Linked DNA regions of Homo sapiens: region 2 is linked to region 1. The links are chromatin contacts, found by Hi-C or POLR2A ChIA-PET in ENCODE. All regions are on one chromosome and are shown on one strand. Each heading gives the region's core, a stretch centred on a gene start or an enhancer-like site at or near the end of the contact. The rest is flanking DNA. Distances are from core to core; before and after follow the strand shown. Region 1 has its middle 110 kb from the start of GALNT15. Region 2 has its middle 110 kb from the start of MIR563.

Region 1 (4,272 bases), core at 928-3,427:
TTCACTACACCCATTTTGTGCCTAAGAAAACTGCAGCCCAGAATGTTAAAGTAATCTGTCCATGGCCCCTTCTAGAAAGAAGGCAGAGCTAAGACTCAACTCTAAGTTCTGGTTTCAAAGTCTAACTCTAATGCTATGGAGCCTCTCTCAAGAGTTTCCTTTTTTGTAAACATAATGTTGGGGGTCTCCTCTCCTCGAGAAATGCCTGGAGAATTAAATGAGTTATATTTTAATGAGCTTGGAGGGCATCATCTCCAACCATCTCATTTTATAGATGAGAAAACCGAGGTCCAGGGAGGCAACTTACCCAAGACCCAGCAGCTGGTGCCAGAACCTGGAACAGCAGGTTCCAGTTCTGACACCCCCATGCTCTATTGTGAAAAACAGCAGGCATACAGAAAATAAAACTGCTTCATGGAATATCAAAAAACAGTCTTGCAACCACCAGCCATGTCAAAAAAGAGAACATTCCAGCATCCCAGGAACCCCCTCTCATACTCCTTTCCCTTCTAAAAGTAACCAATATCCTGACTTTTATGGGAATCATTTACTTGTTTTTCATTATAATATGATACATATATCCTATATATCACCAAACTATGCATTCCTAAGCACTATGGTTTAACTTTTCCTAACTTTGAGTTTTACAGTGTAACACCACAGTGCATACTCTTTTGTGTGTAACTTTTTTTCCTGAATATTTTGTCTGTGTTTCAGCCATGTTGCATGCAGCCGTAGTTCATTCATTTTCATGGCTGTATAGTATTTGCACTCATTGAATTGTGTCCCCCAAAAAGTTCACATCCACATAGAACCTCAGAAAGTGACCTCATTTGGAAACAGGACCTTTGCAGATGTAATCAGTTAAAATGATTCATACCGGATTGGGGGGCCCTTAATCTGATGACTGTTGTCTTTATAAGATGTTCATGTGAAGACATTGAGAGAAACAGGGAGAGTACCATGTGAAGATGGGGGCAGAGATGGGAGTGATGACAGCTACAAGCCAGGGAATGCCAAGGATTGCAGGCAAAGACCAGAAGCTGGGAGACAGGCATGGAGCAGATTCTCCCCGAGAACCTCCAGAAGGAACCAACCCTCCTGATACCTTGATTTTACACTTCTAGCCTCCTCAATTGTGAAATGATAAATTCCTGTTATTTTAAGCCACACAGTTTGTACTAATTTGTTATGGCAGCCCTAGGAAATGAATATAGTATTCCACTGTATAAACAGCTGCAGTTTACTTATAAATATACCACCATTTCTTGATCCATTCTGACGTTGATGTCGTTTGGTTAGTTTCTCATTTGGAGCTATTATGAGCAATGCCACTGTGAACATTGTTGTTCATGTGTCCTGGTGCAAGGATGTGCACTTCTCTGGATGACATGCCTCCACTGCCACCCTGCTTCCTGAGCAGTCAGCCCTCTATGGCTATAGCAGTAGAAATTCTGGGTCCTGGTAATGAAACAACTCAGATAAAGCAGAAAAAGACAACAGTGCAGCTAGCCAGAGCCCTGCTGGTGATGCACCCTCTGATTCACTGCAGCTCCAGCCAAGCTTCTCCTGCATGAATTCTCCATTCCTCCATCCCTGACCTTGCTGTGGCCCTGACTCCAGCAATCACTACCTCCCACTGACAGGGGAGGATCCTCTCCCTGATTTTGGCTCTGCCCTGCCTCCACCAGAGTCTCTACACCCCCTTTAGTCCCTTTCTTTTTTTTCTTTTTTTTTTTTTTTGCTAGCTGATCGAGTTTGGAACTGGTCTGTTCTTTGTTGCCCCCCTGGACTCAGCCATAGCATCTCAGACCAAAAGTTCCTAACAATGGTCCCTCCTTGCAAGGAGAGGCTTCCTGAATTATTTTCTCCCCCATTTACCAGGAAATCCACTGATTTTAGAGATTTTCCACCCCTAAGGACAGTAAGAACCTGAGGGCAGAGAGTGTAAGGCATCACGGGGCAGGAGAGGTGAGCATCTATGTGGTGGAAGCTGGGGTGCCGATGCACGTGGCTGCAACAGCATCTCCCAGTGGCCAAGTCACAGGGGAAGAAAAGAATGTTTGTGTCAACCACCAAAGGGCTGAGGTAAACAGTTGTCTTCACTCACTGCCCATTCCTGAAGATGAGTCACTTCCCAAACTTCCAGAGCTGTGACGACAATTGTTTATCTGACATGGACATTGAGCTTGTTTTCATTGCTGCAATACCATCTCAAAGCACACTGGGTTGTCCTTCTTCTGAGTAACAACATCCTCTTATTATGAATTCTGTATTTCATTTGGACCCACCTTCTTAGCATTTGTATTACTCCGTACAACTTGTTCTAGGAAATTGTGAAAATAGCAATATTGAGGTAAATAGAATTCTTTTTCTTTTTCATTTATTTTTAGGAAAATCTTACTGCTTTGATTTTAAAATCTGATGACAAATCTGTGGTTAACCCCACCCATCACTGTGCTGAAGAAAGAAATTGGATATTTTTTCTGTGGAATTTCAGCAGTCAATACTCTTTCCTTATTGCTCAAAGTCCTCCCACAGAGAAGTTCTGGGGAAATAGAGAGAAGGCAAAGGGTGGCAGTTGGGAGCCAAAATGCTTAGAGTTATAGTAAATGCAAAATGTGTTAAAAAGAACCTTGAGCTTTCAGTGGTACCACTGTCTTATATCCAACTCACAGAGCAATGTGGTGGGGGATGTATCAGGCAAGGTTCAATCAAGGAAGCATGACCACGATGAATGATGTAGAAAAACACAGATTTGCAATAGAGATTGGACCTGGAGTCATGATGGGAGCTGGTGGAGATGTCTGTGCAAGGCTGTTCCCTCTGCATTTGGTGGGCCAATCCTGAAGTTGCTATGGGTCAGCAGGCCAGGCTGTTTGGATGGAAAGCTGGGCATGAAGTGCAAAAAAGCAAGGAAAACGAAAATCTGTGAAGACAAAGAGGAATCCATAAGGACCAACTGAAATCCACAGGGACCAACTGCAAGTCATATCTGTCTTCTACCATCTCAATCTCAACCACATCGGTGACCCGCAAGCTGGGATCCTCCATCATGGAGTGACACACACTCCTGGCCAGAGCAGCTACAGGAGGAGGTCCAGAAGGAGGAGAGGAGGTGCAGGCCCAGCTGCTGCCCTGTGTAGGTCCGTGATGAGTGAAGACTGCAGCAGCCCCTTGTGTCCGACACCGACCTCCAGACAGTGATGGCTGATGCTCCACATTCACCTTCCAAATCTCACGCAGATTCCTCACATGGCACTCCTAATCTAGACCATACAGGGGAAGGAATTCTGGGAAATGTAGTTCTAGTAGCTAAGTTGACACAATACAAAACCATCACAGTGGTGGAGTCAGAAATACCAGGCAGATAGTTAAGTATGGTGCTCCCTTCTAGAGGCACCACTAAGCTAACACGCATACACTGCTTACAATGTGCCAGACACTCTTCCCAGCACTTGACACACACCAACTCATTCAATCCTCTGAACAGCCTGATGAAGTAGTTACTTTCATTATTCCTATTTCATAGATGAAAAGCTAAGGCACAGAGAAGACCACAAAGATAGTAAGAGGCAGACAAATTCTAGCATGATAGTGGTCATACTGGGCAGCCCTTCATCTGTACTTTTTATGGCCTGCTATTTTTAAATCCTGAATCCTGCTTTCTTCTAGTTTTCTGTTTTAATATGCTGTTCCCTCTCTGTCAGATCTGGGGGCCCTGACTGAATTTTCTTATGAGTGAATTATTCTGGTATGACTATAGCTCTCCTCTTCCCTGTAATCCATGTGAAAAGAAATGTATGTCTTTTCTCATATTGTCTTAATTCCAGGATAAAAATTTCTGCCTGAAAATAACTCACCTAAGTATTAACTAGGTTTATTTCTCAAGATCATATAAGGAAGTGATTAAGAGTATGGAATTTAGAGGCAGATTTGAATTCCATCTGCACTGGTCACTAGCTGAATGATCCTGGTCAAGTCATAGGCAAATTGGCTATTATTATTATTATTATTTGTAGCAGCCATTTATTGCTGGGTAACAAATCAACCCAAAACTCGGTGACTTAAACAACAATCATTAATTCTTGCTTGTGTGTTCAAAGGTTGGGTGTGGTTCTGTTAATCTAGTCTAGCATCAGCTAGGTATCTCTGAAGCAAGTTGAAGGTACAGCTGGGCTTGGCTCCTCACTGATTTGGGGCTCATGTCTACTCCATGTGTGTTCATCATTGCTAGGAGGCAGGAGCTTCCCAGGACAAGCTCTTCTCATG
Region 2 (4,272 bases), core at 657-3,156, 77 kb after region 1:
AATAAGAACTATCTATGACAACCTCACAGCCAACATTATACTGAATGGGCAAAAGCTGGAAGCATTCCCTTTAAGAACTGGAACAAGACAAGAATGCCCACTCTCACAACTTCTATTAAACATATTATAGTACTAGAAGTCCTAGCCAGAGCAATCAGGCAAGAGAAAGAAATAAAAGGCATCCAAATAGAAAAATAGAAAGTCATTTCTCTTCACTGACAGTATGATTTGATACCTAGAAAACCCCATAGTCTGCCAAAAAGCTCCTAGACCTGATAAATGACTTCAGCAAAGTCTCAGGATACAAAATCAATGTGCAAAAATCAGTAGCATTTCTATACATTAATAACACTCAAGCTGAGAACCAAAGCAAGAATGCAATTCCATTTACAATAGCCACACACAAAAATAAAATAAAATAAAATATCTAGGAATACATCTAACTAAGGAGGTGAAAGATCTCTATGAGGAGGACTACAAAACACTGCTAAAAGAAATTATAGATTACACAAATGGAAACAAATGGAAAAGCATCCTATGGTCATGGGTTGGAAGAATCAGTATTATTAAAATGCCAATATTGCCCAAAGCAATCTGCAAGATTTAATGCTGTTCCTGTCAAACTACCAATGTCATTTTTCACAGAATTAGAAAAAAACTATTCTAAAATTCATATAGAGTCCAAAGCAATCCTAAGCAAAAAAAAAAAAAAAAAAAAACCAAAGCCAGAAGCACCACATTACCCAACTTCAAATGATATACAAGGCCACAGTAAGCAAAACAGCATGGTACTGCTACAAAAATAGACACATAGACCAATGGAAGAGAATAGAGACCCCTGAAATAAAGCTGCACACTTACAACAAACTCGTATTCAACAAAGTCAACAAAACTAAGCAATGAGGAAGGACACCCTATTCAATAAATGGTGCTGGGAAAACCGGCTAACCATACGCAGAAGAATGAAACTGGACCATTTACCATATACAAAAATTAATTCAAAATAGATTAAAGACTTAAATGTAAAACCTCAAACTACAAAAATTCTAGGAGAAAATCTAGGAAATATTCTTCCAGACATTGGCTTAGGCAAAAAAAATTATGATGACCTTAAAAGCAAATGAAACAAAAACAAAAATTGACAAGTGAGACCTGATTAAACTAAAGAGCTTCCACACAGCAAAAGAAACTATCAGCAGAGTAAACAGACACCAACAGAATGGGAGAAAATATTTGTAAACTATGCATCTAACGAAGGACTAATACCCAGAATATATAAGGAATTTAAACAAACCAACAAGAAAAAAAAACATCAAAAAGTAGGCAAAAGACATGAACCAACACTTCTCAAAAGAGGACATACAAGTGGCCAACAAATGTTAAAAAATGCTCAACATAAGTCATCATCAGAGAGACTGCAAATCAAAATGACAATGAGATACCATCTCACACCAGTCAGAATGGCTAGTATTAAAAAGGAAAAAAACAACAGATAATGGCAAACAATTTTTCACCACTTTTTAAAAGTAATAGTTTGTTTTCTCCTCCCTTCCCCCACCACCCTCACCTCAACCCTTGACCCTTACTTCCAGTTTTCTGGGGGTATTGGGTTGTCCTGTTCTCTTCTCAGAGGCTGGTGGGAGGACCTGTAGTTGAACATTCAGAACTCATTAGGGCCTGGACCAAGCAGAGCCCCAAGGAAAGGGGAAGCAGGGAAACTCATTCTCATCTGAATCCTCATCTCACATCAAATTACTCCTCAAGCCTGAACTGTGTGGACACTTTTCCAGATGACCTGAGGGCACCAAAGCAGCCTTTCAGTTTCAACTTCATTCTTCCCTCCCTCCCAGCAAGTCCAGGGTTTTCCGCCTGACCAGACGTGTTTTGCAATGAGGTGCATGAGTGTTGCTTTCCTCTCTGGCAAACACAGCTTCTCCTTACACAGTTCAAGATGTTAGTAAGTGCTATTAATTGGGAGCTAATTTGCATACTTTATGGATTATTTGTGGTTTGTAGCTAAGGGGATCAGAGCTTGCACACACAACCCCACCCTACCCACTCCTGTAGGGGCCTGAATTACCCCAGTCTGCTCTTCCATGCTGAGGGAGGGCAAGGGAATAACAGATTTATCATGCTAGGGCCCAGGGCACCCTGGAAATGGAGCTGACACACTCCCCTGAAATCCTGCATGACACAAAGGAAGCCCTTCTGTAGCACATGACTGGGAGGCTGGCTGCATGACATAGGCGCTGTGTGATTTAGTCCGGAGATTTTTGCCAGCACCCCTGCCCTGAGTCACGCAACCACAACCATGCTGGCATTAGAATTCTGAAGAGGTTTTTCAGCTTTTTGTTTCGGCTTTTTTTTTTTTTCATTATTAATCTCGGCCCTTAAGTGCTTTGTGTTTATAATTAGTCATAAGCCTTGGGATGGCACCATTCGCATCATCGTGCAGGCGTCCGCCCCCTTGCTTGCCCAAGTGCTGTTAATTAGCCCTGCAAAGATAGGCAAGCCTGATTGGCAGCAGCTTTTGCAAAAGACTCCCAGCGCTCTAGGCAACAAAGAAAACCATCTTAGCATCTCAGCATTATGGCTGTCATCTGGATTCTTTGCTTTCTCAGTCTGCCGCTGGTGAGGATTTCATGGATGCATTTATTTATTTTGAAATGTGAGCACCAATGTTTTGGCAGAAATTCATAAACCTATGTGAAAGTAATGTCCTGTTTGAGATTTGTCACAACTCTTAGGAAGGGATAGAACAGGGGCAGGAGCATTCACTTTTACATTAAGAATGGGGCTTACAGTTTGGAAAACTGCTTGACAGTATCACTAAAGCTAAACATAGACACACGCTATGACCCAGCAATCTCACTCCTAATTCCCACAGAAATGTGGCATGTGTTTCCCTGACAAAAGTATTAAGATGTACCTAGCTGCACTATTTGTAATAGCCCCAAACTGGAAATTGCCCTAATACCCATCAATAATATAATGAATTTAAATTGTAGTAAATTCATGCAATGGAACACTATACAACAATAAGAATACAAACTACAATTACAACAATATGGATGAGCCTCATAAATGTAAAGTCGAACAAAAGAAGTTAGACACAAAAGAGGATATATTATGGCATTGTGTTTATATAAAGAAAAAAACTGGTTAAAAGTAATCTATGCTATTAGTTCAAATAGTGGTTAATTTGCAGGAGATGGGGTAGTAGTGACACAGAGGGTTTCCTGGGTACTGTTAATATTCTATTCCTTGATTTGAAGGTTGGTTATAACAGAGTGCTAATGTATTAAAATGTATTGGTTGTAAGCTTATTTTTGCACTTTTCTGCATGTATATTATGCTTCAGTAAATAGTTAAAGAAAAAAATGAACTAGGAAGTTTTCTTCAGTAGGAAGCTTTACGGTTGATTTTAATAATTTAGTAATTGCAGCAATAAGGTTATATGGGCCTGGGATGTGGTATCCTAGAGAGAAACCTGGGTCTGCATTGAGGGTGGGGCTCCCTTTTCCATGGGCTGTGGTTCTGAAAGCCTAGAGAGCCATCTTAGCAGCATCTCAGAGAAGAACTCATGTAAAAACCAGATAGATGATCTGAAGAACTGTAACTATGGAAGAGAAAGTCAGAAATCAGAGACAAAAGGGATGTGACTATGTGTAAAATTTACCAGATTCATCTCCAGGGCATTCTAGACATGGGGTCTAGGGCCTGAGAGCGTCTCAAAATCCTATACAATTTTCTGAGGCCTTGAAAAATGTATGATGACTCCAAAATGCAAAACAGAAAATTACATAATTAAAATCAATAAATGTTTACAAAACAAGGATTATATCAAGTAATTCAGCATTTCTTAAACATTAATAAGCATACGAAACACCTGGGGATCTTGTCCGACTACAGATTATGATTTAGTAGATCTGGGGTGAGGCCTGAGAGTCTACATTTCTAACAAGCTCCCAGGTAATGCCAATGCTTCTAGTCCCTTGACTTTGAATAGCAAAGAAATAGTTAATTGCAGCTCAACTGAACTCTTCCATAGTTATAAATATAATTTTTAAAAAAACAACAAGAAAATAAAATGAATGGCCAGGCTCAGTGGCTCACGCCTGTAATCCCAGCACTTTGGGAGGCCGAGACGGGTGGATCATTTGAAGTCAGGAGTTCGAGACTAGCCTGGCCAATGTGGCAAAACCCTGTCTCTACTAAAAATACAAAAATTAGCCGGGCATGGTGGCAGGCATCTGTAGTCCCAGCTACTCA

Evidence for each region. A loop is a pair of places that touch in the nucleus more often than their neighbours do. ChIA-PET counts read pairs that join two places held with the same protein, here RNA polymerase II (POLR2A). Pooled maps may share reads with other maps.
Region 2: a pooled map shows a loop between it and region 1 (2.2-fold over the local background). The contact joins two enhancer-like sites. A Hi-C loop is called at or near these places in 1 of 50 pooled maps. POLR2A ChIA-PET finds 5 or more read pairs at or near these places in 4 of 52 experiments (AG04450, BJ, MCF 10A and 1 more).

Annotation. Positions count from the first base shown.
Region 1 is chr3:16,058,361-16,062,632 of GRCh38, reverse strand. No RefSeq gene overlaps it. Among named protein-coding and RNA genes, the nearest start is that of GALNT15, 110 kb to the left of the region's middle. RefSeq lists an enhancer at 1,783-2,982. Within about 2 kb of position 2,177, at least 19 of the 41 ENCODE cell types and tissues checked have a DNase peak (open chromatin) inside an H3K27ac peak, as active enhancers do.
Region 2 is chr3:15,981,010-15,985,281 of GRCh38, reverse strand. No RefSeq gene overlaps it. Among named protein-coding and RNA genes, the nearest start is that of MIR563, 110 kb to the right of the region's middle. Within about 2 kb of position 1,906, at least 9 of the 41 ENCODE cell types and tissues checked have a DNase peak (open chromatin) inside an H3K27ac peak, as active enhancers do.